Regions from separate parts of the Homo sapiens genome. Here region 1 is linked to region 2. Evidence: read pairs that join two places in POLR2A ChIA-PET (ENCODE). Cell type or tissue: IMR-90. All regions are shown on one strand. Links, peaks and the distances in the headings refer to the core of each region. The heading gives the core; the rest is flanking DNA.

Region 1 (5,375 bases), core at 320-5,319, 320 kb after region 2:
CTCTGAGAATTGGGACATCTTATAATCAATGGCATCTTACTAATATAATGCAATGTTCCTCAGTAGCTCATAAAATAGTAGTGCATCTTGTAATCAATGTTATTTGGGTTGGAAGTGTTAGCTATTCATGTGAGATAGGCTGTTGGATGGACCAGCTGTGCAGGCCAAGAAAACAGCGACTTTGCTGTGGTCAAAGAGAGATTAAAACAGGAGGTTCCCCCTGGTCTGAAAGATAGCTACAGTATAGGAAAAGCAGAGAAACCAAGGCTCAGTCCAAGACACATAGCATGAAGAAGCAGACAAGCAATGTGTGGGGCAGGATCAAGATTGGACCCAGTCATGACCCCAGAGCTGTTAGGGGAAAGCCACTGTGAATCAGTGATGAGCTGACCAAAATAACAGTACATCCTGGTGGACACCAGGCTGCTTTAACACATGAGAGATGGGAGGTTTTAGACATTCTGTTTGGGCTGGGTTTTGGGAGTGTGTGTTGCAATCCTTTGACCACCTCACTCATCAAGAATATCAGAGGAAGTTCTTTCTTCTTTTGAAAATGAAAGGCCATGATTTGGGGACCTACAAAAAAAGGAAGCCTGTCTCATAGGACAGACAGTAAAGATAAGGAACATATTGCCCTGAAATTAGAAGTAGACTAAAAATATCATTTTGTTTAAGGAGATATTCCTGTTAGAGGCAGATGTTCAAATAACTATGAAGTCACGTGTTCAGTGCTGGGATAGAGGTGGTGCAGAGTGCTGGGGGAGCTCACAGAGCCTTAAGGTCCTGACATGAGAGCTGGAACTCGGGCTGTGCCAGGCAGTTAGGGAGGGACAGAGCGTATTTCCAGAGAAAGCCCCTCCAGCCTGCTGCTCCAGAACCAGACGCCCCTGACTGCTGTCCTGGCCTCTTCCCTCACCACAGGCTGGACCCTTGTTCCCGGATCAAACCCAGGGTCAGGATGCTTATTTTCGTGGCCCAATAATGAGACACAGGTGGACTGGGAAAGAAGGGAGTTTTCATTTCTGTAACCGGTTACAGGGAGAAGGCCTGGAAATTATCACCACACCAACTCAAAACTACAAAGTTTTCCAGAGCTTAGATACCTTCCAAGCTAGATGTCTGTGTGTAAGTGTGCATTCATCTAAAGACATAACTTCTTTTAATCTATAACTAAGATCTGAGGCCTGAAGACCTTCCTCTGGAACCTCAGTAAATTTACTTAATTTAAATGGGTCCAGGTGATGGGGTGATTACCCTTGTCTCCTGCTAAATCATGGAGGTTTGGGGAGTTCCTTCAGACCCCCAATAAACTTGTTTAATCCTAAACAGGCCCTGTTAATAATTCTTTTGTTATTTTGTCATGCTTTAAGCTCTAGGAAAGGCCTAGGCAAAACTCTTTTTTTTTTTTTTTGAGACAGGGTTTCGCTCTTTTTGCCCAGGCTGGAGTGCAGTGGTGCTCACCACAACCTCCACCTCCCAGGTTCAAACGATTCTCCTGCCTCAGCCTCCCGAGGAGCTGGGACTACAGGCGCCCGCCACCATGCCTGGCTAATTTTTTGTATTTTTAGTAGAGACGGGGTTTCACCGTGTTAGCTGGGATGGTCTCGATCTCCTGACCTCGTGATCCACCTGCCTCGGCCTCCCAAAGTGTTGGGATTACAGGCGTGAGCCACCGTTCCTAGCAACCTAGGCAAAACTCCTGGTGGCCGTTTGTTATATTCCAGCCTTTGTATAAGGGCACTGGCTGTCTTAGCTTTTAATATTTAACTTAACCACTCAGTGAGTACTGAAACAGTTGTTATGGAGGCCTGCATTAGTGAGACCTGGCCTGCCACACGCTGGCCTGGCTGGAGCTTGTTTCATCTGTCCATGGGGGTGGAGCGGGAGTTATTTGTCCCTGCCTTTGTCTCTGGCCTCCTCCACCTGCAGCTCTGGCAATAGCTGCCCCTTTATGGGTTTCAATCAGAGCTCTGAAACATTGTTTTTCATTTCCCCCTTTTCTGCTAATTAACTGCAGCCTATTAATTAGTGCTATTGGACTCCCCACTCCCATAAACCCCATTCACTAACCATGCCTTGCCTCCCCAGCTTTTGCTAAATATGTGACTGCGCTGTAGTGTAGCTGCCGCTCCCTGAGAAGTGATTACGGATCTTGGCTATGCTGACCCCCTGCCACAGCTGCCCAGAGAGGTCACAGCTTGGCCAGATGCTTCATCTTGATTAGCCCTTAACTTCTTCCCTCCCTTCTTCCCTCCCCATCTTCCTCTCTGACATTGAGAGGGCCTGGCACTAAGCTGTCAGTTAAAATCCCTCTTAGTATCAAGCATCGATCTCTCTTCTCGCGGCACTCCCTGGGGTTGCTCCGGGGCACAGAAAACAGCACTGTGGGGCCAGAGGAACTTAGCTGATCCCCTCCCCTGACCTGGTGGAGTCTCCCATCAAAACCCAGATCTGCTTGTTTCAGATCCCTTGACCTCATTATCGATCACAGTGATTTTGGTCTGTGTTACCCCTTTAACTCTCAGCTCTGATGTCAGCTCCCTTTTTGTTTACTTAGCTTTCATGTGAAATTCCTAATCTTCAAAGCTCTGCTTCTTTTCACCTCTTTTCCACCCCACCCAGACTTCTTACCTCCATTCCTGGAGTCTCCCAACTCTCCCAGTGTGATCACTTCAGTGCTCCACTTCTCCGTTATGAGAAGGCCCTTATTTCTCGCTCTCTTTTTTTCTTTTGAGACTGAGTCTTGCTCTGTCGCCCAGGCTGGAGTGCAGTGGCGTGATCTCGGCTCACTGCAACCTCTGCCTCCAAGGTTCAGACAGTTCTCCTGCCTCGGCCTCCCATGTAGCTGGGATTACAGGCATGTGCCACCACGCCTGGTTAATTTTTGTATTTTTAGTAGAGATGGGGTTTCACCTTGTTGGCCAGGCTGGTCTCAAACTCCTGACCTCAAGTGATCCACCCGCTTTGGCCTCCCAAAGTGCTGGGATTACAGGTGTGTGGTTAGAGCCCGGCCTCTTTCTTGTGTTTAATTCTTATGTTTTAATTCTTGACTCCTCTTCTGTGATTCCCCCTTTCCCCCAAATACACTCATAAACTCTCTCCCCCCGTCCCCCCTCAGCTCAAGCTAAGCCTGGGGTATGGGAAGGATGTGATCCCTTCTTTAGTAATAGCCCAGGCCTCATTAGAAACTGCAGGGGAAGTAGCTGAACTTATGGTAGACAGAATGCAATACCGCGATCATGATGGTGGTAAAAATAGCTACCACTGATTGAGATCTGACTGCCTGTCAGGCATGGTGTGAAACACACACACATCTCATGTAGTTCTTCCAGCTCCCTTTTGACTGTACTCCATCCTCCAGATGAGGAAAGTGAGGCTCAGGATCCTTAAGTAACTTGCCCAAGTTCACACAGCTGCTAAGTGCCTGAGCCTGTATTTAAACTCTGTCAACTCCCGATCTATGTTTATGTAGTTTTTTTTTTTTTTTTTAACTTTGGTCCGCACAATCCTTTAGGTGAAAGTGATTTTCTTTGGAATGTAAAAGCGCCCAGATCATGGTGTGACTCTACTCTTCCTTCAGTCCTAGGAGACCAAATGTGGCTCAGAGCCCTACCCCTTCCTGGCCTTTTCCCCCTTGCACAGTATGACCCCAGATGAGGCCTGTCCTCTTTATACCTGGAGGTAGTAGATCGAAGATGAAAAGTGGGGGTGGGAAGCGGAGAGGGGCTTCCTGCCAGCCAATCGGGACGCGACCGCCCAGGCTCCCAGCACAGCATCATCTGCTCCTGCTAAGACAATCATCAACATAAAAGGCTAATTGTATTAATCACCAAGGCACCCGGCCCGAGTCCCCCTCCCTTTGGGGAGAATTATGAATTGCAATTGCAGATGGCTCCACTGATTGAAGGCAGTGCTCAGCAGGGAGAAGGGTCAGATCAGATTATACACCATTAATTAAAAACTTCCCTGACAAACAGGAGGAAGGGAATGCACACCAAGGGCTGGCCTGGTTGGGTCTCTGTCCTCCCCATGTCCCCTGCCCCCACCCAGGCCCAGGGGCTATGCCAATGAAGCCTGCTTCCCCCAGCTGGAGCTACTGAGATTCAGCTCTCCAAAGGCCAGCCCTTCCCTCATCCAAACAGATGGCCTGCTGTCCTATTAAAGGGCTCCAGAGGAGGGGAAGCGAACCTTTGGTTACTTATTTCCACGTCTAACCTTGGATGCTCTTCAGAGGCTAACCTAATTCCCCACTTCTCAGGAAACTTATTTCCTCCTGCTCTGTCCTGACAGAACTGCTTTGAAGAACTGTTAGTGAAAATAGCCCCTCAGCTTTCTCTTCAGGCAACCCCTCATATTTTGGCCTGTATGTTCCTGGGACAGACATTGTGAAGCCTGCTCTGAAATTGTGGGTGGAACAGCAAATATCTGGCGATGCACCCTCTCCCCAGCCCCTGCCTGGAAGCATAGGCTTCTCAGCTGCTGTCATACTGGCTTATTTGGAGCTGTAACTCCTGAAATTTTCTCCTCTTGATCTATTACTGCCTCCCATCCTCCCCAACTGCCCAGCCTTATTCATTCATCAAACTTATATTGAGCACCCAGTGTGTGCTTGGCTCTGGGGACAAAAAGCAGTGATCATTTGTCAAGGAGCTTAAGAGCCTACCATAGGAGCTCCACGCCCCCATCCCCTTCAATCCTCTAGTTCCTGTTTCCTTCCTTCCTGGGGCTGCAGCTTGTATGAACCCCCCAGGAGCTCTATTTTGGAAAATTCTCAACTGGGAGCTGGGGAGACCTTAAGTGTTCGTGCTCCTGAACCAGGTGACCTTGAGCAAGTCAATCATGTCCTCTGTTTACACATACGCTCTCATACATGCATACATACAGACACCCAGCTCTCCCTGCTCATAAAAGGACACAGGCAGCCTTGGACTCTGAGAGATTGTGAAGATGGATGAGTGGGGCCCAGCTTGGAGAGATGTGAGTAGTATCTGCGCTGATATTACAGAACGCTGAGCACAGCTACTGGGGCTATGAGCACCAGGGATTCAGCTACTGCACTGGTCACAGGCTGGGCCTGCCACACTGCCCTTGGAAGACTTGGGCAGCCTTTCCCCCATCCCCAGTCCCTCAGGAGACATCACTAAAAAGGATCTATCTTTTGTTTGTATTTTAATTTAATTAATTTTTCATTTTAAATAATAGAGATGAAGTTTCACTATGCTGCCCAGGATGGTCTCAAACTCCTGGCCTCAAGCAATCCTCCTGCTTGGGCCACCCAACATGTTGGTGATTACAGGTTTGAGCCGTCATGCCTGGCTAAGTTTTTAATTTTTTGTAGAGGCAGGGTTTTGCCATGTTGTCCAGGCTGGTCTCGA
Region 2 (5,375 bases), core at 91-5,090:
AATTCAAGCAATTCTCCTGCCTCAGCCTCCCGAGTAGCTAGGATTACAGGCATGTGCCACCACGCCCGGCTAGTTTTGTATTTTTCGTAGAGATGGGATTTCTCCATGTTGGTCAGGCTAGTCTCGAACTCCCAACCTCAGGTGATCCACCTGTCTTGGCCTCCCAAAGTGCTAGGATTACAGGCGTAAGCCACTGTGCCATTCTGGTGAGCTTATTCATAAGATGGGTAAAAAGTTTGTGAATTATTTATTATAAAATTGTACGTGATGGTGTATCAGTTATCTATTACTGCATAGCAAATTACCTCCAAAATTTAGTAGCTTAAAACAACATACATACATCTCATAATTTCTGTGGGTCAGGATTTAGCAGCAGTTTAGCTGGCAGGTTCTGGCTCAGGGTCTTTCATGACATTGGAGTCAAGATGTTGGCTGGGGTTGCAGTCGTCCAAAAGCTTGGTAGAGGGTAGGGGAAGAGGTTGGAGGATCTGCCTTCAAATTAGCTCACTCACATAGTTCTTAGCTAGAGGCCACAGGGACCTCTTCATAAAGTTTCTTGAGTATCCTTATGACATGATGACTGGTTTCATCCACAATAAATGGTCCAAGAGAGGAAGGATGAAGCCACAATGCCTTTATATGACCTAGTCTTAGAAGTGACACACTGTCAGGCCAGGCGCAGTGGCTTACACCTGTAATCCCAGCACTTTGGAAGGTCGAGGCAGGAGAATCCCTTGAGCCCAGGCACTCAAGACCAGCCTGGGCAACATAGTGAGACCGTATCCCTGAAAAAAAAAAATTAGCTGGGCATGGTGGCATTTGCCTGTGGTTCCAGCTACTCAGGAAGCTGAGGTGGGAGAATCACTTGAGCCTGGAAGGTTGAGGCTGCAATGAGCCATGAAAAGAAAAAAAAAAGTGACATACTGTCATTTTTACTCAGAAGAAAGTCCAGGCCGGGCACGGTGGCTCACGCCTGTAATCCCAACACTTTGGGAGGCTGAGGCGGGTGGATCACCTGAGGTCAGGAGTTTGAGACCAGCCTGATCAACATGGTGAAACCCTGCCTCTACTAAAAATACAAAAATAATTAGCTGGGCATGGTGGCGGGTGCCTGTAATCCCAGTTACTCTGTAGGCTGAGGCGGAAGAATTGCTCGAACCCGGGAGGCAGAGGTTGCAGTGGGCCGAGATGGCGCCATAGCACTCCAGCCTGGGCAACAAGAGCGAAGCTCCATCTCAAAAAAGAAAAAGAAAAAAAAGAAAATCCATAAACCCCACCCATGTTCAAGGGGAGGGGCGTTTCACATTTTATAGGGAGAAGCATCAAAAAATTTGTGGGTTTTTTTTTTTTTTTTTGAGATGGGGTTTCACTCTTGTTGCCCAGGCTGGAATACAGTGGTGTGATCTTGACTCACTACTGTAACCTCTGCCTCTCGGGTTCAAGTGATTCTCCTGCCTAAACCTCCTGAGTAGCGGGGATTACAGGTGTGAGCCACCATGCCTGGCTAATTTTTGTATTTTTTAGTAGATATGGGTTTTCACCATATTGCCCAGGCTGGTCTAGAACTCCTGACCTCGTGATCCACCCACGTCAGACTCCCAAAGTGCTAGGATTACAGACGTGAGCCACCGCACCCGGCCTGGAATTTGTGGTTTTAAAACCATCACAGATGGTATACTAAAAGTAAAAATTTGGATTTTTTATTAAAACAGAAAATTGATCCTTGAGTATATAGTTTGCTGTCAATGCTCAGATAACACTAGTTTCTTTTCTTTTCTTTTTTTTTTTTTTTTGAGACGGAGTCTTGCTTTTGTCACCCAGGCTGGAGTACAATGGCATGATCTCGGCTCACTGCAACCTCCACCTCCCAGGTTCAAGCGATTCTCCTGCCTCAGCCTCTTGAGTAGCTGGGATTACAGGCACCTGCCAGCATGCCCAGCTAATTTTTTGTATTTTTAGTAGAGATGGGGTTTCTCCATGTTGGCCAGACTGGTCTCGAACTCCTGACCTCAGGTGATCCGCCCACCTTGGCCTCCCAAAGTGCTGGGATTACAGGCATGAGCCACCGCGCCCAGCAACACTAGTTTGTTAAATTACTAAAATACTTTTATACAAGAGCCTGTTAACTTTCTGAGTCTTGTTTCCACAGTAGTCACTCAACAAATGTAGAAAGGGAAGGAAGGGAATATTTAAAAGTTGTAGCAAGAAATACACAAAAACTACATTTGGTCAGCATGACTCATTAATGGGAATGATCCAAAATTATCTGACTCATTGGAAGGTAAAGACCTTTGGAGGATAGTGCAATTTTCAGATTTGGACTTTGTCCTGCTTGGGCTTAAAAGGGCTTTGCCTTTATCCAAAGCCTCAAGCAGAAGACAGAACAAGAGGATAAGGATAAAGTCTTTCTTGCAAGTATGTGGTGATTATCTCCAACTAGGATGAAAGTTACTTATAGAAGACAACATCGGGGCCAGGTGCGGTGGCTTGCGCCTGTAATCCCAGCACTTTGGGAGCCGAGGAGGGTGGATCACAAGGTCAGGAGATCGAGACCATCCTGGCTAACGCGGTGAAACCCCGTCTCTACTAAAAAATACAAAAAAATTAGCCGGGTGTGGTAGTGGGTGCTTGTAGTCCCAGCTACTCAGGAGGCTGAGGCAGGAGAATGGAGTGAACCCAGGAGGCGGAGCTTGCAGTGAGCTGAGATCGCGCCACTGCACTCCAACCTGGGTGACAGAGCAAGTCCCCGTCTCAAAAAAAAAGGAAACGATATCTTTTCTTCTTTTATCTACTTTAGCTACTCAGTGAATGAACTGTCTGGCCTGGCGTGGTGGCTCATGCCTGTAATCCCAACACTTTGGGAGGCCAAAGTGGGTGGATCACTTGAAGTCAAGAGTTCAAGACCAGCCTGGCCAACACGGCGAAACCATCTCTACTAAAAACACAAAAATTAGCTTGGTGTGGTGGTAAGTGCCTATAATCCCAGCTACTCAGGAAGCTGAGGCAGGAGAATTGCTTGAATCTGGGAGACAGAGGTTGCAGTGAGCCGAGATCACACCACTCTGTCTCAAAAAAAAAAAAAAAAGAGAACTGCCTAACAGAAATAAATATTTTTAAAATATGGTCAGCTTTTATTTCAAGTAGTAATTTATAATTACAAGAGTGCTGAAACCAAAGCCTTGGCTCCCAATTCTGCTATGTAAATGAACTAATTAAAGTTCATAGTTTTAATTATTTTTCTTTTTTTTGAGACAGGGTCTTACTGTCATCAGGCCAGAGTGCAATGGCGGCACGACCTCAGCTAACTGCAGGCTCCATATTCTAGTCTCAAATGATCCTTCTGCCTCAGCTTCCTAAGTAGATGGGACTACAGGCATGTGCCACCACCCCTGCCTACTTTTTGCATTTTTTTGTAGAGTTGGGGTTTTGCCATGTGCCCAGGCTGATCTCGAACTCCTTGATTCAAGCAGTCCATCTGCCTCAGGCTCCCAACGTGCTGGGATTACAGGTGTAAGACACTGCGCCTGGCCATGGTTCTAATTCTATTCACCTGCTATACAAAAACCCAGGTTTAGCAGCTCCTGACATTGTCTATTAATTACGAAAACAAAAACAAATTAAGCAACCCTAAAGCACAATACTATACTTCCCTAATAAATCTAATGAAAAAAATCTCCCAATGAAAGGAGATAAACTGAACACATCTGGGATTCCTTTCAGGGTAAAGAATCTGTGGATGACTCTTTTAGAACCAGCTCCCAGAGCTCAATTGTCATGAACTTCCATCACATTTAAATGAGTGGAATAAACAGTTTGCTTTCCAGATGAGGTCAGTTGCCACAAGGATGTGGCCGGGATGAGACTGCTGACCTTTTCTCACTCCTTGGGAAGGCATTGTACATTTTCATTCCAAAGCATCCTTTTTTTTTTTTTTTTTTTTTTTTGAGACGGAATTTCACTCTTGCTGCCCAGGCTGGAATGCAATGGCTCAATCTTGGCTCACTACAGCCTCTACCTACCAGGTTCAAGCGATTCTCCTGCCTCAGCCTTCTGAGTAGCTGGGATTACAGGCACCTGCCAACATGCCTGGCTAATTTCTGTATTTTTAGTACAGATGGGGTTTCACCATGTTGGCCAGGCTGGTTTCAAACTCCTGACCTCAGGTGATCTGCCCACCTCGGCCTCCCAAAGTGCTGGGATTACAGGCGTGAGCCACCGTGCCTGGCCGCCAACATTCTTTAACATGGTTCAGTGTTCCACGTAGTCCTCTTACCCAATGGACCTAGCTCGGTGGTGTTCTTTTAATGTTAGGATCTGGAAAATGTTAACGATGTTTTTGACAACTACAATACCTAAAACTTTTAGCTATTTTCACTCTACTTTTCCCAGTTTCTTTACCAAGATAGAATATTTTGAAGTATGGTGGCGCATCACTGGAGTCCCAGCCACACGAGAGTCTGAAGGGGGAGGACTGCTTGAGCCCAGCAGGTTGAGGCTGCAGTGGAGCATGATTGTGCCATAGCACTCCAGCCTGGGTGATAGAGCAAGGTCTCATCTAAAATATATATATATTACCGGCATGAGCCACCATGCCCGGCCTTGTATGTTAATCTTAAACCCAGCCTCCTTGTTTTTTTTTTTTTTTTTTTTTTAAGATGGAGTCTTGCTCTTGTCGCCCAGGCTGGAGTGCAGTGGCACAATTTCGGCTCACTGCAACCTCCACCTCCCAGATTCAAGCAATTCTCCTGCCTCAGCCTCCTGAGTGGCTGGGATTGCAGGTGCCTGCCACCACGCCCAGCTAATTTTTGTATTTTTAGTAGAGACAGGTTTCACCATGTTGGCCAGACTGGTCTCGAACTCCTGACCTCAGGTGATCCACCTGCCTCGGCCTCCCAAAGTGCTGGGGTTACAGGCGTGAGCCACTGTGCCCGGCCTTGTATGTTGATCGTAAACCCAGCTTCCTTGTTAAGTGCAATTACTATTTCTAATAATTTACGGTTATATAATTTGGAGCTTTCCACAAAGACAAGCATATTCTCTGTCAATGTTTCTTCCTTTTTAGTTCTTATATCTTTTATTTCTTTGTATTGACTTACTGCCCTGTCTAGAATTTCCTGTAAAATGCTGATAGAAGCAGTAATTATAGTGGACATCCCTATATTTTCCTAGTTTTAGATAAAATTTTCTAAAGTTTAATGTTATGAATGATGTTCAATTTAAGTTTTTTGTAGATTCCCCTTAACAAATTAGGAAATTTTCCTTTTTAGTTTGCTAAGCTTTTATCATGAATGGGTGATAAATTCAAATGCTTGTTCTACATCTTTAGAGATGATGATACCCCCATCTGTTAATAGGCAACTTAACATTGATACTTT

What was found. Peaks named below come from ENCODE experiments on the same cell type or tissue, not always from the same donor. Only the 100,000 strongest peaks of a DNase experiment are listed, where the experiment ranks them.
Region 1: POLR2A ChIA-PET joins it to region 2 with 23 read pairs; 2 of 35 experiments call an interaction of 5 or more read pairs at or near these places.

Annotation. Positions count from the first base shown.
Region 1 is chr12:49,977,861-49,983,235 of GRCh38, reverse strand. No RefSeq gene overlaps it. Among named protein-coding and RNA genes, the nearest start is that of AQP6, 7.6 kb to the right of the region's middle. In IMR-90, for the core only: no CTCF peak of the experiment used is centred there; no DNase peak of the experiment used is centred there.
Region 2 is chr12:50,301,342-50,306,716 of GRCh38, reverse strand. No RefSeq gene overlaps it. Among named protein-coding and RNA genes, the nearest start is that of LIMA1, 21 kb to the right of the region's middle. In IMR-90, for the core only: no CTCF peak of the experiment used is centred there; DNase peaks (open chromatin) are centred at 2,246 and 3,826; H3K27ac peaks cover 984 bases.